3 separate regions of the Homo sapiens genome follow, and all the other regions are linked to region 3. The links are chromatin loops, found by intact Hi-C in ENCODE. Cell type or tissue: sigmoid colon. All regions are shown on one strand.

What was found. Peaks named below come from ENCODE experiments on the same cell type or tissue, not always from the same donor. Only the 100,000 strongest peaks of a DNase experiment are listed, where the experiment ranks them.
Region 1: it touches region 3 in a loop (10-fold over the local background); 45 of 110 quality-filtered maps call a loop at or near these places.
Region 2: it touches region 3 in a loop (4-fold over the local background); 47 of 110 quality-filtered maps call a loop at or near these places.

The regions. Positions count from the first base shown.
Region 1 is chr6:53,434,403-53,442,402 of GRCh38, forward strand. All of the region lies in intron 1 of GCLC-AS1 (GCLC antisense RNA 1), which reads left to right. Among named protein-coding and RNA genes, the nearest start is that of GCLC-AS1, 6.9 kb to the left of the region's middle. In sigmoid colon, no CTCF peak of the experiment used is centred here; no DNase peak of the experiment used is centred here.
Region 2 is chr6:53,721,363-53,729,362 of GRCh38, forward strand. LOC124901334 (a long non-coding RNA gene) reads left to right here and starts at 5,409. Exons shown (of 3, transcript XR_007059620.1): 1 at 5,409-5,593. RefSeq lists a silencer at 1,393-1,578. In sigmoid colon, CTCF peaks have their summits at 4,670 (motif pointing left) and 7,415 (motif pointing left); DNase peaks (open chromatin) are centred at 4,649 and 7,408.
Region 3 is chr6:53,168,184-53,176,183 of GRCh38, forward strand. No RefSeq gene overlaps it. Among named protein-coding and RNA genes, the nearest start is that of GCM1, 23 kb to the left of the region's middle. In sigmoid colon, CTCF peaks have their summits at 3,870 (motif pointing right) and 4,070; a DNase peak (open chromatin) is centred at 3,858; H3K27ac peaks cover 215 bases.

The DNA.
Region 1 (8,000 bases), 270 kb after region 3:
TAAATTCTTTTTTTTTGAGATGGAGTCTCGCTCTGTCTCCCAGGCTGGAGTGCACTGGCGTGATCTCAGCTCACTGCAAGCTCCGCCTCCTGGGTTCACGCCATTCTCCTGCCTCAGCCTCCCCAGTAGCTGGGACTATTAGGTGTCTGCCACCACTCCCAGTTAATTTTTTGTATTTTTAGTAGAGATGGTGTTTCACCTTGTTAGCCAGGATGGTCTCGATCTCCTGACCTTGTGATCCGCCCGCCTCGGCCTCCCAAAGTGCTGGGATTATAGGCGTGAGCCACCGCGCCTGGCCCCACAAAGATAAATTCTTTGAATCAGAGAGAATGAATACTAATATTAGAGTTGAGACGGGTAAAAGGGCAACAGAAGGATTATGGGGTGCATAGAAGAGGAGGCTTTGACAATCTAGATACTTTCTCTCCCAAGCCCAAGTATGTATTATTTTGTATTGTTATTACCCCTTAGTCATAGACTGGAGACTTATGCCAGGATTTATTGACTCTTCAAGTCTCATTATCAATCTGCATTTAAGATTTAACAGCAAAGTTTGAGATTGAAAGATTACTTGTTCAGACACAAAATAACTTGATCTTCTTGTGGAAACTCAGCTTTAAATAAATAAATAAATAAAATAACAATAGATTTCAACAGTAAAGTCTTTGTTTGGCTGGGCGCAGTGGCTCACACCTGTAATGCCAGCACTTTGGGAGGCTGAGGTGGGCAGATAACCTGAGGTCAGGAGTTTGAGACCAGCCTGGCCAAGATAGTGAAACCCTTTCTCTACTAAAAATACAAAAATTAGCCAGATGTGGTGGTGTGCACCTGTAATCCCAGCTACTCAGGAGGCTGGGGCAGGAGAATCACTTGAGCCCAGGAGGCGGAGGTTGCAGTGAGCCGAGATTACACCACTGCAGTCCAGCCTGGGCCACAGAGTGAGACTCCATCTAAAAAAAAAAAAAAAAAAAAAAAAAAAAAGGCTGAGAAAATGGTAAACATGTAAGTCTTAATACATTGTTTTTATATAATGATTACAACAATAAGTCTATTCTGTACAGTTAGATATAAGGATATAACTAGACTTTTTCTTACAGTAGCATGTACGTCATGAGGGAGGATGTGATAGGAGTCAAAGTGCTCTAAGATTGGGATGATTATATGTCCCAATTTGCCCAGGAGAGTTCATGCTTGTGCCTGTTTTCCCAGTGTAATAGTTAATACTACCCCCTTATCTCAACAGCATCCTAACTTAGATGATAAATTACTTGGCTACTTTACACATATAGGACTTAGTGACCTGGTGAACTTGGGGAACAAGCAACAGAGCAGAGGCAAAGATAAAGTTAAGATCTCATTCCTGGTTGTCTCATCGTGTGGTAGGGCCACTGACATAAACACTGGGTGAGCTTGTGAATACTTGTCTCAGATCTGGAACTTCTAGTAGGATGTTTCCTAAGACCGAGAAGATGGTTGGTTCCACCCATTCCAATTATTTGGGTTATTAATTGTTCTGAGGCATTTCAGTTAGTTAAATCTAACCTGTCATCCCTCAGTTCTTCTTTGAGTATATGAGAAAACCTAAGAGGCTCCCAAGTTGACTGTACAGCTGAGAGTTTTCCACTGAGAAGTCCAAAAAGGCCCCGTTGTCATCAACCTCACATTTACCATGATAGGGTCTATAATTCCAAGTTAACTGGGTGAGGAAGGGGCTCAGGTTTCTATTTGCATTAAGCTATAGAGAATAGGAGGAATAGTTTCCTATTTAAAAAATAAATTTTTTAAAGTGTGAATATTCCATAAACCAACAAACAGAAAGAAATTTAGAATGTGCTCACTGAATTAGTCAGTTCAGTAATAATTATGGTGGTGATTCTGGAGAAGGGCGTGGAAGAGACAGCTTGGGGAAGAGAACAGTGCTAAGACAAGAACCAGAAGGCCTGGATTCTGGGTTTGATTATGCCCCTTCTGGCAATGGGATCTTGAATAAGTCATTTATCTTCTTTAAATTGCAGTTTCTTCTGTAAAATGAATTAAGAGAAAAATTAAGAATATTTGTAAGCACTAGCCATGTGCCAGGCACTACTCTAAGCACTTTATGAATCTCTAAAACAAACCAATGTATTATTGGCATTATTTCCATTCTAAAGATGAGGAAATTGAAGCATGGAGAGATGAGTTAACCTTCCTAAGACCACGCCCCTTCTCAGTGGCACCTCTAAGATTTGAAACTGGGCACTATGCTTTAACTCTCCTGACTACCATCGGGTATGCCCGTTCACCATTTTACATTCTGCTATATGTCTTGGGAAAATGACCCATGTGGGTGTCCTTGCTCTCTGGCTTCCAGTTGGGTTCCAACAGTGACAAGAGATTGGAGAGTGGGAGGACAGATTGGTTTCTTTCTCTTCCCAGTTGCCTCCCTAAGAGGCCATCACAGATTGGCTGATTCTTTTATCAAACGTGGTGTCTCTTGTCGAGTGCCCTCTCCATACAGTTAACCTATACCAGTTCTAAAAACTGCTTTTTTTTCCCCCTCCATTCTCTTTTAGGCTAGGAATAGTAACAGCTCTTTGATCTTGCCAGTCTGGGATACTGCACCACCCTTTGCTGTCAGAATCCTTTCTGATTACACATTGCAACTTTAAAGTTGCACATGATGTACTCTACCAGAAGGAAGCTGATTTCGTGGTCACAATACTATCTGTCTGGAGTGGTGGGGGTTCTGCTTAGCAAGGACTCCCCTAGTTGGGCCTCTTAGAATGGAGAAAGTTGACAGTTTCAGGACTGAGATATTTGAGAAAATCAGGAGGGTGCTGAACAGCTTTGTTTCTTAACTTCCTGGCCAGAATGTGTAGATTTTCAGTACCTCCCAACGTTTCCAGATGTATTTAGCTCCTACACACTAACCTTCTTTCATTACTGAATGTGTCATGGAGTTAACACATATTCTTGCTTCTGCCTGAAACCTTCTTTCTTCTTTTTGCATAGAAAACTCAGATATCAGCATGAATGTTACTTGCTTAGGGAAGCCTTCCCTGGAACAAACCCCTCATTTCTGCCAGGATGGATGAGTATCCTCATATATGCTCTAACAGCTTTCTGAGCCTTTCCTTCACAACACTTAACATAGTTTCTAATTATGCATTTGGTGGTTATTGGATCCATATCTCCCCTCTCCCTAGAAAGGAAGTTCCAAAAGGTCTGAGGTTGGTTTTGACTTTGCTCGACATTAAATTTCCAGGACTGAGCACAGTTACTGACTCTGGTGGTCACTGAAAAATGCTATTATGTATCCATGGACAGATGTATGACTAAGCATCATGTAAACTGGTGACGATGGTAGACTGGGAAGAATAAAATGAGAGCGCTATCTAGTGGCACCAGGTGCAACAAGCAAAATGGGGCCAAGTTTTTGCCTGAGGCCTTACAAAAGTGTTGAAATCCTTGTGGAGAAAATTTTCTTTTTCTCAGGAGGGCAGTAGAATATCCTTAGAAGTGACTAGACTTATGACAGTAATGACATGAGGAAGAATATGTCACAAAGTTAACAGGAAGATTGACTCCAATCACAAGAAGTGAGGGCTGCAGAGGCCATGAAGGGATGGAAAACTTTTTCTTAGTTTTATCACTACTGGGTAATGGGCAGAGCCTGGGAGACAGAGAAGAGAACAGGCCGTATGGAGCACGCATCAACAACCCTGAGCTTCAGAGCACTTAGTACTGCAAGAAGAATGTGTAAGAAACTCTGGAACCCAGTTCCTGGGAGAGTGAGGGAACACCAGTGATTTCATTGGTATTAGGCTTGAAATATTGATTATTTTCTTTATTCCATATTTCACATTGTTATCCACATACCCCTTCTGACTACATACAGCACCAGGTGTAGGAAATGTGTGTTAGAAGATGATGTTTTTTGCCTTAACCATTGATTTTAATGATCATTTCATCCTCTCTGCTCTACCCTAAGTGGCCTTTCAGAGTCAATTGTGGCTTATTTCATAATTATCTTTTTCAGACTACTTCTGTACATTGGTACCACATCTGTAATGAACCATCGACTCATCTATTTCCCAATTCATTTGAATCTAGAATTTGGCAAGCCTTTCTTTTTTAGTGTGTTTTTTAATTTGACTCCGCATTTTTCTGTTTAGGTTGCACACTTGAAAAAAAGCTTTACCCCTTTTTTGAAAAGTTGGCAGACGTCTTTTTTTTTGAGACAGGGTCTCACTCTGTTGCTCAGGCTGGAGTGCAGTGGCGCGACCTTGGCTCACTGCAACCTCCACCTCCCGGGCTCAAGTGATCTTCCCACTTAGCCTTCTGGGTAGCTGGGACTACAGGCACGTGCCACCAGGCCCAGATAATTTTTTGTATTTTCTAGAGACAGGATTTCGCCATATTGTCCAGGCTGGTCTTAAACTCTTGAGCTCAAGCGATCCATCCGCCTCAGCCTCTTGAAGTACTGGGATTGCAGGTATGTGCCACCGTGCCCAGCCACAGACGTCTTAATGAAAATGAACCATTACAGTAATATACTAGGGCAAGGGCAATTTGTTCATTATCGACAAGCAAATCACTAAATTATGTAAATTACTGGATTAGACAGGCAGAATTACTTTTCTTTCAGAGAATAATCAAATATTACTTTAAAATGTTCATTTGTTTAAGTTTTTGGCTTTAGATCCAGAAAATCCAAATATTTGAATTTACATCTATTAAAAACCAAATTCAACCTCGAGACCGAAGTCCATCATTCATAGTCCACAGTAGAATATATGAAACCACGAAGATTTTTAATTTCCCTTAATAAACCTGTTTATTGAGCACTTCTATTTCCCCTCCTTCCCCCTATTTTTGTTTTAAAACATCCTTTCATGAAAGAACAATATTTAAATAAACCTTTGAGGAACAGATAGAGCTATTTAACAAGTGAGGTAATTATATATTATCATTCCCACATGATGGGGGTTTATAAAGGATTTAAAAGTTTGTTTCTGCATTTGTTTTCAAGGACTTGCCCAAGCACGGAAACTCCATATATATCAGCGACTAGGGAAAATTGATTCTAATAGATTTTTCTTCCAAGAACAGGAATCTTTCTATTTCATATTGCACATGAATATTAAGTAAACTACCTGCTGGAAACAGAAAAAAAAGCTTTACTCAAATATAAGTTGCTGATTTAAATAAACTGTTGTACTTTAAATAGAAAAAAACTCTAAATATAAATAATAAAGTAGCATTTCTAAGTGTAGCTACTAGGTTTATTACTGAGTTCTGCAGGGAACTGAATGACCTAACCCCAAATACCATCCTTTTATGACCAATTTGTGTGGACAGTTATAAATAGTGCAGTGAACTCTGCCTACAAGGCTGTAAGCCAAAAATTTTTGAGTGAATAAAGGGACTGCTGTTCTTTGTGAATAAGCAATTATTAAATGTTGTTTCTGAAACTGGAAGCTGAGTAAAGCAGTTTGTCAGTAGACAGTCTAATATAAAAGAAATTAATTTGATAAAAGTTCCCTCAAAAATGGCTTATGTACTTTGTACACTATGTATGGATCTATTTACACATGTAAAAATTACTTCCATGTAGACATAGCATTGATATATTTATTTATTAAAATTTCTTCATTAGAATAAATTATATAGCGTCAAAACTTTGGCAACATTTTAGTGTAAGAACTGTTTGTGCTCTTAAAAAACTATTCTGTTTATAACTATAATACATATTCACTGGAGAACGTGCAACAATAAATGCATACTGACTAAAAGAAGAATGAAAACTATTCAAACTCTTACCTTCTAGAAGCAATCAAGTGTAACTTACCTCCAAAGTTATGACTCGCAGCTCTTTCCTAGTTAGTGAATATAGGTGTACATCACCATTTTAAATTGCTGCTGTTGGCATAATTGATTTTTAAAACCAACTTTCAAAACCAACTTGTATAAGCCCAGATTTTAACTGGGACATGCAATTCTAGGGCAGCAAGAGTGGAGGAAAAGATACAGGGAATAGTGGCAGAGAAGGAGCAACACCATGCAATGTGTTTTGCTTCCTGATGACACTCTCAGAGGCAAAGTCTGTTAGCGGGGGCACTTCCTGGATCAGGCACTATGTGCTCAGAAAGGCCGTATGGAGAAATCCTATCTTGGAACAGTCTTTTAAAGGAAAGAAGGGGAAGGTATTTATCTGCTGCCTCCTTTTGACTTCTTTCTTCCACTGGTCAAATTTTGTCTCATGAGGAAGTTTACTCCCTCACATCACTCAGCATCTTTGGGAGTCACTTGCCAAACCACATCCCATGTCCTGAAATGAGATTCTCTATCTAAATTTGGAAGTGACAGGAAGGACCAGAGACTGTAAATGTGTAGCTGACGGCCCCAGGAGGTAGATTTTTATAGGTCTACACCTAGCAGGTCAGTCATAGCAAGTGCTTAGGTAAAACAAAGCAAACCAGGGTCAATGAGACAGCTAAGAAAACCTGTGGAGGCAAATAAGATATGTACTGAAGAAATAATTTAGGTTATTTTCCACAATAACTAAGGCTGCAGTGAGAATCTTTTTGCATATATCTTGTGTACTTCTATGTGTATGGTCTTAGAATAAATTTCCAGGAGATATATTACTGAGTCAAAAGTTACAATTACTGTAACTGTGATACACTTGAAAAATTGCCCTCTAGAAAGGTTAGACCAATTTTATTCCATCCAACAGTCACAAGAATACTCATTTCCTCATGAACTTGCCAACGCTGTAATTTGTGTCAGTCAGTGTTTGTGAGATTATGCTGCAGTAACTAATGACCTGGCAAATGGCAGTGGCTTACAACCAACATTTTTTTCCTTTTCACATATGTTAGCTGCAGATTGACTTAAGCTCTTCTCCATGTGCCATTGATCTCAGGGCTCAGACTAAAGGAGCAGCCCCATCTCAGTCTGATGCCAAAGGAAGCAGAGGGATAATGAAACTCCAGAATGACTCTTAAAAATTCTCTGCTCAGAAATGACACATATCACACTTGCTTACATTTCACTGGTCAGAGCAAGTCATACTGCAAAGGCTGATTTCAGTGAAGCAGAGAGTTATAATCCTTGAAAAGGAAGAGGCAGTGAATAACTGGTAAAAAATATAATCTACCACATTATCTTTGCCAATGAAATGTGGGAATGGAATAATATAATTATTTTAAATGTACACTTCTTTGATTACTAGTTAGGTTGAAACATTTTTGTATGCTTATTGGCAATTCATTTTTCTTCTTTTGGAAATTGTTCTTGCCTTTTGCCCATTTTCTGACTGAATGCTTTCTTATTAATTTGTAAGACTTTTTGCATATGAAAGATGTATATATTTCCTTCATTCAATTTAAATAATGATGTTTTTCCAAAGACAAATTTTTAAATGCATGTGGTCAAATACATGTTTTTTTTTTTAAAAAATGGTTTTCTATTTCATTTCTTGCCTTAGTGTAGAAGAATGTTACATTAATGTTTCCCAATGAATCATGCCTCCAAGCATCCATGCCCTTTTGTGGTCCCCTCCCACTGCAACTTGGCCATGAAGCTTTCTTTGGCCAAAGAGAAATTAGCAAAGCATGATGCAAGGAAAAAGCTTGATAAGCACTTACACGTTGAAACTTACACACTGAAACTTACACCTTGAAACGTCTCCTCTTGGAATGCTCTATCACCGAGACTTGAGCCAACATCTAAAGAGGTCCAGACATGTTGAGACTCCATGCTATGAGAGAAAGAGGGGCATATCTGACTAGGTCGCAGCTTTTCCAGCCCTCCTCGTGGAGGCACCAGACATGTGAATGAAACCATTGAGATTTCCACACCTGAGTTGAGTGACCACTGGCAACACCAGCAAAGTGCTTCCCACTAGAGGCCAGTCCAGTTGCAGAATCGTGGTTACAAATATGGTGGTTGTTTTGAGCCATGAAGTTTTTGCTTAATCAATAGCTGAAATGCTTAGTGTCCTCCTTTTCTCAAGA
Region 2 (8,000 bases), 550 kb after region 3:
ACCTGCCTCAGCCTCCCAAAGTGCTGGGATTACAGGCGTGAGCCACCGCACCCGGCCTTATTTGAGTTTCTTATAGATTCTGGATATCAGTCCTTTGTCAGCATAGTTTACAAATATTTTGTCCCATTCTACGGGTTGTTTACTTTGATGATTATTTCTTTTGCTGTTCAGAAGCTTTTCTAGTTTAATTAGGTCCCATTTATTTTTTTTTAAACGTGTATTTATATTATGTCCCAGACATTTGAAGGGCCACCTGATCTAGATATCACAGAGATGTGTGCTGGATTGTCTGCAGACAGGTCAGCACTGCTTCTCCTAAGGCGAGGGGCTGTTTACCACGATCCTCTTCTGTCTATGATTCTGGGTAAGAGTTGCCAGGAGAAGAACTCGAAGGAAGGCAGATGTGAGCAAGAGGCCGTTATCCCTGGAAGGTTATGGGGCTGACACGGTGACCTATAGACACAGAGGGGCCAGCAGGCACCAGCTTGGCCTGGCTGTTCTCTGCTCATTGTCCAGCCTGTCTTCTCAACTTGTAATCTGACCAACCAACAGCAGCCCAAAGCCCACCAACCAGCACTTGGCTGAGGCCCACAGCACTGGGAGTTCCATGGAGGTGGAAGTTTCCACAGGCCTCTCTATGAGCTCTTCCTTGGTGGTCCCATGTTGGTGGCCCATGTACACAGCTTCTCCACATCTTTCCACAAGCTGTCACCCTCCCACCCAGCTTGCTGCAGCCCAAGGAGGTTAGCAACTTTCTCTGATCCTCCAACTCTCCATCCAGACCTCCTGTACTACCCAGCTCCTCTCACATTCTGTAAGCTTCAATTTCAGTATTAAACCCCAAATCCCTATAAGACTTGGAATGGCTCTGTTTTCCCGTGTGAACTCTAACTGATACAGGCTGTTTTAAGTTTGGCTGTGGTTTAAAAAAAAAAAAGAGCTTGGTTGAGCACTTAGGGAAGAAGAGATGTGCTAACATTTACTAAATAGTCTCCAAAGCTTTAAGATAGCACCATAATAACTGTTTATTGTGGATAAAAACATGGACTTGGTCATCAGACAAATTGGTTTCACCAATTCATAACTATGGCATAACTCCTGGCAGCTTAATTTCTCAGAACCTTATTTTCCTCCTTTATAAAGTGTGGAATTGATTATTCCTTCTTCGTAGTATTGTTCTGAGGATTAAATGAGATAAGATATTCAGCGTTTAGCCAGTATCCAGCATAAAGTGATAATAATTTTTAAAAAGCTACTATCATAGATCTCTTATTTAAGATCTGAGAGTTTCTGGGAATATTGCAGAAAACATCCTAAAAATATCACTGCTAACCTAACTACAAATGCTAGATTAAGACTTAAAAAAAATCTTTTAAAATAGACAGTTCACAGTGACAAGGGAATAAGGTCTTCAAAGGCAGTCCATGCATGACTACGGACATGGCACAGATGCAGAGAGGACATGGCATCAAGGCCGTGGATGGGTTAAAGGGCATCTTTCCATGCACTGGGACCTGGAACTCTGATTTCAAGAGCTACATGGGATGCAGGGCCACATGGGAGGCAGGGACCTTGCAAGGTGATATTCAGTTCAGAAAGCCCCATTTAAGCTACGATTTCAAAGGGCTGCCCCACAAAGACTGAAAGTAAAAAACTTTGCTGGTCTTGACCTTTCCTCTAAGTAAAATGGAAAACAACAACAAACGAACAAACAAAACCCACCTCTCCTAAGAACGCATAGTAAGAACAAGCTCCTGGCGGCTGGGTGTGGTGGCTCACGCCTGTAATCCCAGCACTTTGGGAGGCTGAGGTGGGCCAGTCACCTGAGGTCAGGAGTTTGAGACCAGCCTGGCCAACATGGTGAAATCCCGTCTCTATAAAAAATTACAAAAATAAGCCAGGTGTGATAGTGCATGCCTGTAATCCCAGCTACTTGGGAAGCTGAGGCAGGAGAATTGCTTGAACCCGGGAGGCGGAGGTTGCAGTGATCCAAGATTGTGCTCCAGCCTGGGAGATAGAGTGAGACTCTGTATCAAAAACAAACAAACAAACAAACACCAAAAAACTTCTGTGCAGGTTTGGGGCTCCAACTCACACTGCTTGCATGGTCTCTCCAAATCCCAAGCCAAGAAGGTAAAGTAGTAGTACCAGGCTGGTAGCATTCTTCTCCCTTATGCTCCTGGCCAAAGCAAACATAAATTCTTTCTGGGTAAACCAACAACAACCCAGACATACAGCATTCCTGCAGATAATGCTCCAATAACTATGAACTCACAGAATCAAATAATTTTTTTTTGTAAAAAAAGGAAACAAAGTCCAATAAGCAGGAGTTAGCTAAGAAAACCTGCAGAGGAATCACATTTACAAAGATTTCAGATGTTAACGTTAGTGTTTGCAGAATATAAATGATTTAGAAGTTTGAGGAAGAAATTAGGAAATCAGAATTACATACCAGGAAGAGACTGTTAACTGACTAGGTAGATTTCAAAAGAAACAATTGTACGCTCACCCCTCCCACTGCCCTCACACAAAACAAATGAAAACAACATTCAATGGATGGACTGAACAACAGATTAGGTGCAGGCAGAGAGTATTGGTGTACTGAGAATTATCTGAAGAAATTACACAGACTATAGTACGAAGACACAAAATAAATGGGAAATATCACAGACAAGCTAAAAAAAAAAAAAAAAAAAGAGGAGATTTAATATTAAAGTTCCAGAAGGACAGAAAAGAGAATGGGGAGAAGATACTAGCTAAGAATTTTCCGAAAGTGATATGATATGTGATGTGGTGTGCTGTTCCATAGATCCAGGACGCCTGAAGGGCCCCACGCAAAAAATAAAAAAATAAAACTACAAAAAAAACTCTCACCAAAGTACATCATAATCAAATTTCATATTATCAAAGATAAAAAGAAGCTCTTAAAAGCAGCCAGAGAAAAGACATATTTACAAAGAACTGCATTTAGACAGAGTTCAACTTTATTTTATTACCATGATTGCTCTGAGGAACTGATTCCTACATGCCAGCCATTAGCCCTCGTTTCTTTGAATGCTGCCCAGATGGGCCTGCAGTATTGCCAGGTGGACCTCTGCACAAGTAGTAGCAGTTACATTCATGTCTTATTTCAGGTAAGTGGGATTATGTCCATTTTGATGTCTCCCCTGGAAGTCTGACCTGAAAGGATTGTATCAACCAATCCTCTTATCCTCTGGGAAAAGGAGACAAAGGACAAAGGACAGGAAAGGAAGGGGAGGGGAGGGGAGGGGAAGGGGAGGGGAGGGGAAGGGGAGAGAAGGGAGAGGAGGGGAGGGTGTGGTCACCTGGGGCTGGCTGCAACCTAAGATCACTGTCCTTCTTACAAGTTGGACTTCTCTCCACGGACTCTCTCTTCAGCAACCCCATGAGTACTCCCTCCCCTCCCTCAGATTCAGGTGTAGTGACAGCTTGCTGTTAAAGCTCTGAGCTACTTTCTGCACCATCTCATGAGGGTCCCTTGCACTCTGCCCATGCATTAGTAAATAAACCATCCCAGAATGATCCTACCTTGGGCATGCCATCTGCTTCCTGTTAGGAACCTGACTGAATAACTTTCCAGCTTCTTCAGGACTCTGGAAACTCTTTGAGAGCTAGAATCCACTTTTCTTGCTTTTGATTCTCTCTGCATTTAGGGGAGAAATATTCCAGAAAGACTGATAGAAATACCAGCATTATGAAATAGAAATATAAAACACGTGCTCACCAAAAGCCTTCCTTAAACTCACTCTGTTTCCATCAAAATGAAACGATGGAGGTTGAGTACTGTCTATCACTCTTGGAGATGCTGTCTGTGTGGTCCACGTGTAGTTGGTTTCTTGGGCTAGTTCTCATGTGAAGCAAATCCCTGTCCCTAAGTGTCTCTTATCGTTTGCTGCACAAAATTAGGGAAAGCATGGAAAGTTTTTGGAAGTGTTTCATGAGACTTAGGAAGGCCACTGTAGCCCCTGATTAGCTCATTTTATATCCCTGAAGTGAACATGTGCCATGTCTGTACTGAGATAAATCACCGTTTCAAATAATCTCAAAATTCCCTTCTCTCGTTACCTCTGAAGCAGCCTATTTCCATGTTCACTGCAGAAAAGTCTCATTACTCAGCCGGGCGCGGTGGCTCACGCCTGTAATCCCAACACTTTAGGAGGCCGAGGTAGGCGGATCACTTGAGGTCAAGAGTTCAAGACCAGCCTGGCCAACATGGTGAAATCCCGTTTCTACTAAAAATACAAAAATTAAATTAGCCGGGCGAGGTGACGCGGGCCTATAGTCCCAGCTACACGGGAGGCTGAGGCAGGAGAATCGAGAATCGCTTGGACCCGGGAAGTGGAGGTTGCAGTGAGCCGAGATCGCGCCACTGCCCTCCAGCCTGGGAGACAGAGAGATACTCTGTCAAAAAAAAAAAAAAAAAGTCTCATTACTCAAAGTTATTAAAGCAATTGTTACCTTTGGTGCCTACCCTTTTCCTGGTCATATTTCAAAGCAACCTTCCTTGCTAGATAATTTATTCTATGCTTGTTTTATGAATGGCTTCCCTGTGACTCCTCCAGCTGCTGAAATCCTGCGCTCCCCAAATGGTGCGCTTGAGTAGCTGCTCTGCCCTGCGCTGCCCTCTAGCGGCACAAGTGTGTCAGAGCAGCGGCTCCCCTGCCTTCCCGCAGCAAGGGGCTGCCAGTATTGAATTCTCCAGCCCTCACCATTTCTCGGCCTCCAGTTTCCTGTTTCTTGCTAGAGTTCTCCCTCGCTGCAGCCTCTTGACCAGAAGAGGATCAACTTGAATGGTCAGCGGCTTTCCTGAACCCTAGTTTGAGTCAAAGTGCCCCCGAAATACAGAAAATCTTGCTGTACACCCTACACCACTTTGGAGCAACTCGTTCGGAATGCAGCCCTTTTGACGTTAACCTCCCATTCAGCACCCTTGGCAAGCTGAAAAAAAGATGTGGCTGGGCCAGATTCACCACCCTTATCCCCACCTCCTCTTACATCTTTCTCCACCCTCCCATCACACTCTCTCCTGACGGAGAGGAGCTATTTGGAAAGACAAAGTAACATGACAAAATTAAGTAATATGTCAGCATAATAATTGGAGGTGAGTGGTACCAGCAGTAAGGGTTGTCAGTCGTGTGGATGCTTTTTTTTTTTTTTTTTTGACGGAGTCTCGCTCTGTCGCCCAGGCTGGAGTGCAGTGGCGCTGGATCTTGCCTCACTGCAACCTCTGCCTCCCGGGTTCAAGCAATTCTCCTGCCTCAGCCTCCCGAGTAGCTGAGACTACAGGCATGCACCACCATGCCCAGCTAATTTTTGTATTTACTTTAGTAGAGACGGGGTTTCACCATGTTGACCAGGCTGGTCTCGAACTCCTGGCCTCAGGTGATCTGCCCGCCTCGTCCTCCCAAAGTGCTGGGATTACAGGCGTGAGCCACCGTGCCTGGCCCTTGTAGGTGCTCTAAGATGAAGAATTCCAAACTGCTAACCGTCAGCACACGTCGTTCATAAGAAAGCACAGCAGAGGATGCCATCCAGAGTCCAGGATGAAGCCAAGAGGGAGCCTCTGGAGCCGGTAAATCTGTCTCTGTTATTCAGTGATGAGGCTGGGACTCTCAAGGAAGGGCAGAAAGGCACCCAGAGGATTCTGAAGAGAGAGACCAAAGGGAGGGGCTTTCCAATGCCTATCTGAGGGGGACCCTTTACAAATTACAAAGTGACTAATGAAAAAGGTAAAAATGAACATTTTGCAACATTATCTACCCTCTGCATACTCATTTCTATTTTCATATTGTTTTCTTTGTGATAACGTATTTTACCTGCGAACTATCTCAGGTGTTGAAGTGCAAGTTAAAAAATTACATAAGTTGGGGCGCGGTGGCTCACGCCTGTAATCTCAGCACTTTGCGAGGCCAAAGCTGGTGGATCACTTGAGGTCAGGAGTTCAAGATCAGCCTGGACAACACGGTGAAACTCCGTCTCTACTAAAAATGCAAAAGTTAGCCTTGGTGGCGCAGGCCTGCAAGCCCAGCTACTCAGGAGGTTGAGGTGGGAGAATCGCTTGAACCCAGGAGGCAGAGGTTGCAGTGAGCCAAGATCACCCCACCACACTCCAGCCTGAGCGACAGAGCAAGACTCCATCTCAAAACAAACAAACAAACAAAACTGAGGTGTAGATTGTAATCTCAGAAAAAAAGTCACATAATATTAAAGTAGAAGGTTCAATTATTTCCTGGTGCTAAAAGAAAATGATATTGCCCGCGTCCCTAGCTGTCATCTTATGTTTCCCCTGTGAAATATCACCAGTGTATAACTCAGTAGGCCTCAACCCTGACTGCACTGTAAAATAACCTAGAGAGTTTTCAAACATTGAATCAGAACAGGGAGGTAGAGAGAGAGCTGGACATCTGAAAGTTCCCTGATTGATGTGAACGTGTAGCATGGCTTGAGAACCACATTAGCGTTCATCATTCCAGGTGCATTTGGTGGTGTGTCAGAGGAATGGGGACATTCCAACAAGATTGCTGTGAGGAGACCACCCTCACATAGCAGCCATCAGCCCTCATCATTCCTAGAGGACTACCCAGTCTGGTTCGTGGCATTCCCGGGTGTAACTCTGCTTACACAATAGGAATGATATTCAGATGGGCTCATTTCAGGTCAACGTGGTTATGCTGTTTTCTTCCTAAGTTGTTTTTACCCCAAATCTTCTGAAAACTAGAAGTTTATGGTTAAAAAACAACAGGTTTTAGTACTAGCTATTGGCTTTTTTCTTTTATTTTGCATTTGGATATTAATTTTCTCGGTTATATATTATTATACAGAAAACAGTTTCTCAAAAAAAAAATTCCCTCTTTTTCTTTTCTCTCTCCTTCACCCAGTGACTTCTGATTTGGCCTTTGAGCCTCCAACACTCTCAGCCATCCCATCTGCTCACCCCACCTGAAATCCCAGTTCCCCTCCTTTGAGCTCATATTGCATTTGGGACATTATTGTCTCTTGATTAATTCACTTGTCTGTCTGCCCACCTACACCGTAAACCTATAGAGGAAAATAACAAAGAAATACTTGTGTTTATATCCCCAGTTCTCAGTACAGTCTCTGGCACATGGAAAGGGCTGAAATATTTTAGTAAATGAAAGTTATCAAAGTTATGAAACTTCAGATTTCACTGGAAGAGTGTTTTCTTCCAATGAAATCCTGTTTCAATGCAATTTACGTAGTAGTGCTTGCCTGCCCACCCACTGTTCTGCTCCTAGAAGGGTGAAGTGCAGGGGTGGAAATGCTTTTAAGTGTGAAGGTCTGCTCAGCATTCAGCTCATCCTTCAAAGGAAACTTTTCAATTTCCCCTCCGGAGAAAGCGTCTGAAAACAGAAGTGGTCTGCTCTGCCCTCTAGCGGTGGCCCTGTGGCAGAACACTTTTAAAGATTGTCTTTGGAACTGCTATGTCAACGCTCTCCAGAGTGGTATTGGAATGCCAGTCTGTATAATAACCTGTATATTACCCAGTTATTATTTCAGCTTTTCGCCACTGTTTTCTGTAAGGGAGTCCTTTGCTCAAGGGTCTGTAGTTATATTCAGCAAGAACACCTCCCCAGAAGGAGGTTTGTGTGTTGAAGAACAGAGTCCTCAGCACTAGAAATCTCGGAGGGGTTCCTGGCAGCATCCCACAGGCCGCTTGAAATGTGTTTTTTTCTTTCATACTCCAGATCAAGGGTGTCCAATCTTTTGGCTTCCCTGGGCCACATTGGAAGAAGAATTGTCTTGGGCTACACATAAAAGATACTACACTCACGCCTGTAATCCCAGCACTTTGGGAGGCCGAGGCGGGCGTATCACGAAGTCAGGAGATCGAGACCATCCTGGCTAACGTGGTGAAACCCCGTCTCTACTAAAAATGCAAAAAAAATTAGCTGGGCGTGGTGGCGGGCGCCTGTAGTCCCAGCTACTGGGGAGGCCGAGGCAGGAGAATGGCATGAACC
Region 3 (8,000 bases):
CAGAATGAAAGTTCTACTGAGTGCTCAACACAGTAAGTGAAAAAAGACCTGCCCTGGACATGCCACTGTGAAAGTTCAGGACACTGGGAATCAAGAGAAAACATTCTTAAACTCCCAGAGAGAAAAAGGAAATTATAAGCAAAAGGTGGGAAATCAGAATTTCACTGGATTGTTCAAAAGCATCAACTTCAGAAAATGAGAAGAAAATGGCGTAATGCTTCCAAAATTCCAAGGGAAAAGTATGTTCAACCCAGAGCTGCTAGAGTGAGCCACGATTCTGGAGTGACCCATGTCAGTTAAGTGTGAGGGAAGAATAAAAACATTTTGAAACATACAATGGCTTTGAAAATTCACTTTCTGTGCACTGGAAGCTACTGGAGGATATGTTCCACCAAAATGGGGGCAAGTGAATGAAAAGAAAGCATTCCAGAGAGCAAGGAAGAAAAGCTCAGGATGTTCCAGCAGGGCAGGAATGCAGAAGGCCATATTCATGAACAAAGAATCTGGGAGAGAGGTCATGATGGTTAATTTTTTTTAAGCTATGATGATTAATTTTATGTGTCAACTTGGCTAGGCCATGATACCTAGATATTTGGTCAAACACCAGTCTAGACATTGCTGTGAAGGTATTTTTAGATGAGAGTAACATTTAAATCAGTAGACTTTAAGTAAAGCAGATTATCCTCCATCACGTGGTCTCATTCAATAAGTTGAAGGCCCTAAGAGCCTTCAGAGACTGACGACCCTCAAAGAAACAGAAATTCTGCCTCTAGACTGCCTTTGGAATGAAGCTGCAGCAGCCGCTCTTCCCTGGGTCTCCAGCCTGCCAGGCTGCCCTGCAGATTTTGGACTTGCCAGCCTGCACAATCATGTGAGCCAATTCTTCAAACTGAATTCCCCTCTCTCTCCACCGCCCCCACACACCCTCACACTGCTCCCCCTTCCCACAACACATACTCCCTTAGTTCTGTTTCCCTGTAGAACTCTGACCAGTACAGAAGTACATATAGGAAAAAAATGGAAAGCAAAGCTTTGTGAATATAGAAAATATTATTGCTGGGCATTGTGGCTCATGCCTGTAATCTTAGCACTGTGGGAGGGTACGGCTGGTGGATTGCTTGACCCCAGGAGTTTGAGACCTGTGCAACATAGTGACACCCCTGTCTCTACAAAAAATACAAAACTTGGCTAGGTGCAGTGGCTCATGCCTGTAATCCCAGCACTTTCGGAGGCCAAGGCGGGTGGATCACCTGAGATGAGGAGTTCGAGACCATCATGGACAACATGGTAAAACTCCATCTCTACTAAAAATACAAAAATTAGCTGGGCATGGTGGTGCATGCCTATAATCCCAGCACTTCGGGAGGCCGAGGCGGGTGGATCACCTGAGGTCAGTTCAAGACCAGTCTGGCCAACATGGCAAAACCCTGTCTCTACTAAAAAATACAAAAGTTAGCCGGGTGTGGTGGTGGATGCCTATAATCCCAGCTACTTGGGAGGCTGAGGCAGGAAGAATTGCTTGAACCCACAAGGCGGAGGTTGCAGTGAGCTGAGATTGCACCACTGCACTCCAGCCTAGGCAACAGAGTGAGACTCCATTAAAAAAAACAAAAACAAAAACAGAAAAAAATACAAAACAGTGTAGGGCATGGTGATGCATGCCTGTAGTCCCAGCTACTTGGGAGACTGGGGTGGGAGGATCACCTGAGCCTAGGATGTTGTGCCTGGGCAACAGAGTAAGACTCTTATCTCACAAAAAAAAAAAAAAAAAAAAAAAAAAAAAAAAGAGAGAGAGAGAGAAAGAAGAAAAGAAAGGAAGGAGGGAAGGAAGATCATTGCTCAATGTGTGTCAGAGAGTCACAAAATTAAATTAATTATGGATACATTGAAAAGCAGGTAAATGAAAAAATGAGGCAATTATTAATTCCAGGAAAAACAAAGAATCATATCTTAGCAATGAACAATATTTGTCAAAGTAGTGTAAATGCCAACCACTAACTAACGAAAATATTTATGTAATTACCTTGGGAGGGGCAAATGAATCAGTAAAGTCTAAAACTAACAAATTGAGAAACACAACATGAGCATATTATTCAGAAACACGGAGATAAATGCTTAGGGAAATTCCTAAAAGAGATAAGGATAATTTTCTGTGGGTGTAGGGCTATGAGATAAGAAAAGGCAGTTAGCTGGCCAGGCGTGGTGGCTTATGCCTGTAATCCCAGCACTTTGGGAGGCCGAGGCAGGAGGATCACCTGAGGTCAGGAGTTCGAGACCAGCCTAGTCAACATGGTGAAACCTCATCTCTACTAAAAATACAAAAAATAGCTGGGTGTGGTGGTGCATGCCTGTAATCCCAGCTACTCGGGAGGCTGAGGCAAGAGAATCACTTGAGCCTGGGAGGCAGAGATTGCAGTGAGCCAAGATCACGCCATTGTACTCCAGCCTGGGCAAGAAGAGTGAAACTCCATCTCAAAAAAAAAAAAAAAAAGAAAAAGAAAAAAAAAGAAAAGGCAGTTAGCTATCTGCAGTTTTTCATGACAAGCCTTTTTCACTACTCGAATTTACATGCAGGTATTGCTTTGATAAAAAAAAAAAAATAACTGAAAAATATTTGCCCACTTGTAGCTCTGTCTCTTTTGGGCTGTAGTGTCAGGTAACTAATTTGATATATTAGCAAAGTAAAGCCTGATATATTGTCTAGCCCTATCAGATAATTTACTTAATTTTTCTTTTCTTTTTCTTTTTTCTTTTTGAAACGGAGTCTCGCTCTGTCGCCCAGGCTGGAGTGCAAAGGTACGATCTCGGCACACTGCAACCTCTGCCTCCCGAGTTCAAGTGATTCTCCTGCCTCAGCCTCCTGAGTAGCTGGGATTACAGGGGCCTCCTACTACGCCTGGCTAAGTTTTGTATTTTTGGTAGAGACAGGGTTTTACCATGTTAGTCAGGCTGGTCTCGAACTCCTGACCTCAGGTGATCCGCCCACCTCCGCTTCCTAAAGTGCTGGGATTACAGGCGTGAGCCACTGCGCCCGGCCAATTTACTTGATTTTTCAAGGGCTCCAATACTTCTATGCTAAAACGACTAATAGTAAAAATTTTAATCAACACAGGAAATTAGTGTGAAGAGTGGGGAATATTTGAGGTTTCCGAAACCAAATCACTGGGCAATGCATACATTATCCAGAGCCTAGAGCATCATGGATTCTCAATTAACATCTAATGGGATGTGTGACAGAAGAGCACAAAACTCATTACCCTGAGTGTGGTACCCTATCTACGGGATAGGATATTGGGGGCAGTGTGGACCCTTGCATCTAAAATATTTCCTGCATTTGTATTCCACAGATGCTTGAAATTCAATGATAATTTCATTTCATTGGTCCTCAAGGGTTTTTTGATATTTAGAGTTGTCTGCTAAGATGGGAAATTTCTCAGGAAAGGAACACCCCTTAGAAGGGGGTAATTTGCTTGTTACTGAGAATAAGAAGTGAACCAGGTATGGCAGCTGTGCCCATAATCCAAGTCACTTGGGAAACTGAAGCGGGAGGATAGCTTGAGCTCAAGAGTTTAAGTCCAGCCTAGGCAACATGGCAAGGCCCCCGTCTCTAAAAAAATAAAATAAAATAAGAGAAAAGAAATTTCTATTAAAAACTTATTTTAAAAATAAGTAAAATAGAATAAGAATGGAAAAGTGAAGGGTAGGCAAGGGCAGAGGTAATGGCCACACAGGACTAGCCTTCGGCTTGGTCATCTTTTCTACCAGTCACCAATCCAGGGCACCGAGAAAGTCCAGCAGCGCCTGAGCCTGCTGCACTTGCAGTAGCAGGGACTGGCCGGGAGATGGCAGCCCTGTCCCAGGTCGGGTGGTGCCTCAGCCGCAGTTCCTGTCACGGCCATCGGGAGGCAGTGCAGGAACACTCACTGATGTGTAGCAACTCAGCCTAAAAAGCAGTTTTTATTATAATACATTGCTGCTGTGATAAGCACTCAGCAAATATTTGTTTGAGTGAGTTGACTCTATGTCAGTCATTAAGATCACTCTCTTGAATGCACCCTCAACACCTTTGCAGGTACCACAATCCTGGGTCATCACTTTAAACCCATGTCCGTGAATGTTACCCTGTATCCCCGCCGTCCGTTCATTCTCACACTGTTTCACACTTGCAACTCACTCAGCTAAGCTCCGACACCTCACTCTGCTCATGGCCTTGCTTTCCAGTTCACTGAGAAAACGAAGCAGATAGACGGAACTTCACAGCGCCCTACCACGACCACAGGTCGGCCTTCCTGCCAGCGAAGGTAGGTGAACTGTCCTGGCTCCTAAGGGCAACCCTTCCCGTGCCCTAGGTAAAATCCCTTCTCACTTCCACGGAAACATGACTCCAGAAAATTTTCACGACCTTTTCCCCCACGTCATCAATTTTCCTTTCTCTACTAGCTTATTCCTATTAGCACAGAAACCTGCTGTTATCTATCCCATCATTATTTATCATTCCTCTTGGGCCCCAATTTTCTATCAGCTATGACCCTATTTCTGTTCTTTTTTCCAGTAATTCCTGGGGTTTTCCATACTTACTGATATTCACCAACTCCAAAGCCTTCCCTGCTATTCTCGGCTACACCCACTGTAATCAGCTTTTGCTCAGACCGTTCCAAAGGAACTTCTCTTGACCTCTGCATCACTTACATCCATTAGTCAACCCTGTCCTCATCTTCACTTTATCTATAAACAGCACTTGATTGCTAGCTCCTCACTTCACCGATCCTCAGGGCACCATCAACTGGCTTCTCCTCCCCTCTTAGTTCTTTGTGGAGTCTGCCTTTTCTCCCCAATCTATCCTTACCAAGTTGTCTAAGGCATGGTCCTTGCACTTATTTATACCTCTGGCTCAGACAGAAGTCTGAGCTCCATACTCAGCTCAGACAGAAGTCTGAGCCCCATACTCAGCTCAGACAGAAGTCTGAGCCCCTGAGCTCCATACTCTGATACCTAACTGTTCAACTTCTCTGCATGACCATTTAATCGGCCCCCATACTGTTATCCTCATATTCCCCTGCTCTGCCCACAGTCTTCCTGTCTCAGTTAATGGCTACCCATCCTTCCAGGCTCTCAGGCCAAAATCACTGCAGGCATCAGTGACCACTTTATTTCTCTCACACTCCATATCAGCTCCCTCAGGAAATCCTGCTGGCTGTACCTTTAAAATATATTGGGATTCAAGCCGGGTGTGGTGGCTCATGCCTGTAATCCCAGCACTTTGGGAGGCTGAAACAGGTGGATCACTTGAGGTCAGGAGTTTGAGACCTGCCTGACCAATATGGTGAATCCCCGTCTCTGCTAAAAATACAAAAATTAGGCTGGGCATGGTGGCTCATGCCTGTAATCCCAGCATTTGGGGAGTGTGAGGTGGGTGGATCACCTGAGGTCAGGAGTTTGAGACCAGCTCGACCAATATGATGAAACCCCGTCTCTACTAAAACTATAAAAATTAGCCAGGTGTGGTGGCATGCACTTGTAGTCTCAGCTACTCAGGAGGCCGAGACAGGAGAATTGCTTGAACCCAGGATGCAGAGGTTGCAGTGAGCTGAGATCACGCTTCTGCACTCCAGCCTGGGTGACAGAGCGAGATTCCATCTCAAAAAAAAAAAAAAAAAAAAAGAAAAGAAAAGAAAAAAAATACATATATATGGATTCTTACCATGTCTCACCACCTCCACCCACTACCACTCTGAGGTAAGCCATCAATATGTCTCCCCTGGATTACTCAATAGCCTCCTAGGTGGTCTTCCTACATCTCCTCCAATTTGTTGTCAATTGAGCACCCAGAGTGACCTCTTTTAAAAAGGCCAGACCATGTCACTCCTTTGCTCAAAACTATCTATGGGCTCCCCACATTAGTCAGAATAAAAGCCAAAATCCTTGAAAGACATGCAAGATTCTAGACCAACAAAGTCCAATCAAAACAGGGCATTTTACATTTCCCAGGAGTCACCATGGAAAAGTAAAAATAAACAGATGAAATGAATTGTAATAATATATTCATTTAACCCAATATCACTAAAACATTATTTTGACATGGAATCAAAATTAAAATTGAGAAAAATTACAACTAATTCTCATTCAAAGTCTTTGAAACATGATGTATTATTTAATCATGCAGCCAGGCTAGGCGCAGTGGCTCACACCTGTAATCTTAGCACTTTGGGAGGCGGAGGCGGGTGGATCACCTGAGGTCAGGAGTTCGATACCAGCCTGGCCAACATGGTGAAACCCCATCTCTATTAAAAATACAAAAATTAGCTGGGTGTGGTGACATGTGCCTGTAGTCCCAGCTACTTGGGAGGCCAAGGCAGGAGAACTGCTTCAACCTGGGAGGTGGAGGTTGCAATGAGCCGAGATCATGCCACTACTGCACTCCAGCCTGGGTGACAGAGAGAGACTCCATCTCAAAAAAAAAAAAAACAAAAAGCCATGCAGCCCATGTCAATTTGGACTAGCCACATTTCAAGTGCTGAGAGCCATCTGTGGCCAGAGATGACCATATCGGGCTATACAGCCAGAGACCACATTTCTCAGATCATCTGTCTGATCATGCCTTCAGCTACCCTCTGCCTGGCTCACTCTGCTCCAGCCAGGGGGCATGCCTGACACTCTGCACTGCCTGTTCCCTCTGTCTCCACTGCTCTTTCCCCCAATATCCATAGAGCTGCCTTCTTCACATCTTGTCATCTTTGCTCACATGGTCAACCTGTTTAAAGGATAGCCACCACACGTCCCCTTCTGACACTCCTAATTCCTCTTACACACCCTATTTCTCCCTCTAGCATTTAGTACCTTCTAAAAGACTGTATATTCATGATGTGATCTCTGTTTTCTCACACTAGAAGATAAGCTCTGCAAGGGAAGGTGTCTATTTTGTTTGGCAGTATGGGCCCGACACTTACAACAGTGCCTGGTACATAGTTGGGCACTCAATAAACACTTCTTGACTGAACAAAGTAATGAGAGACTAAATCAATCTTCCCAGAGGGTTTTCAGGTCAGGGCTCAGAGCCAGTGTCTCACATAGCACAATAGCAGCAGTGACCTTGGTGTGATTGAAATGGGAGCTATTTTGTTTGTTAGTAATCACTGCAAGAAAGGGCAAAGCTAGATTCAATGCAGCAAGCATTTTCTGAGTGTCCACTGTGTGCAAGGCTGTAACTTTCGTACATGTCTGCAGGAGCCATCACTAGGACATAGCCTCACCTTCGGGCTGGTACTAGGTTTCCTCTGTGCAGCTCCGGAGAGCAGCCCCAGTGTCAAAAGCATGAAATTGATAGAAATTGATTTCAATTTTTTTGGAAAGAAGAACTTTTGAGTAACCAGCTCCATTCAAAATGAATTGGACTGTCTTAAGAGGTGCAACTATTGTCCCAAATCTAGAAATAAATATTACTTAGAAGATATGGGCACTGAGAGGGAGGTTAAATTAAACCTCATAAGCCAACTCTAACTTTAATATTCTAAGATATTAGCCTACATTTTGATATAGTAGAAATAGTATGGGTTTTAGTATCAGGCAGTCTGGGTTTGAAATCCTCTTCCATCCATCACTTAGCCTGCTTCTGGTTAGCCTTTTCTTTTTCTTTTTTTCTTTTTTTAGACAGTCTTGCTCTGTCACCAGGCTGGAGTGCAGTGGCATGATCTCGGCTCACTGCAACTTCCACCTCCCGGGTTCAAGCGATTCTTGTGCCTCAGCCTCCCGAGAAGCTGGGACTACAGGCACATGCCACCACGCTCGGCTAATTTTAGTATTTTTAGTAGAGACAGGGTTTCACCATGTTGGCCAGGATGGTCTCGATCTCCTGACCTCATCATCCTCCCGCCTTGGCCTCACAAAGTGCTGGGATTACAGGCATGAGCCACCGCGCCCGGCCCTGGTTAGCCTTTTGCATATGTTACATTTTTTTAGAATGGTGCCTATCCCCAAGGATTTTTTTCTAATATCAGATGAGA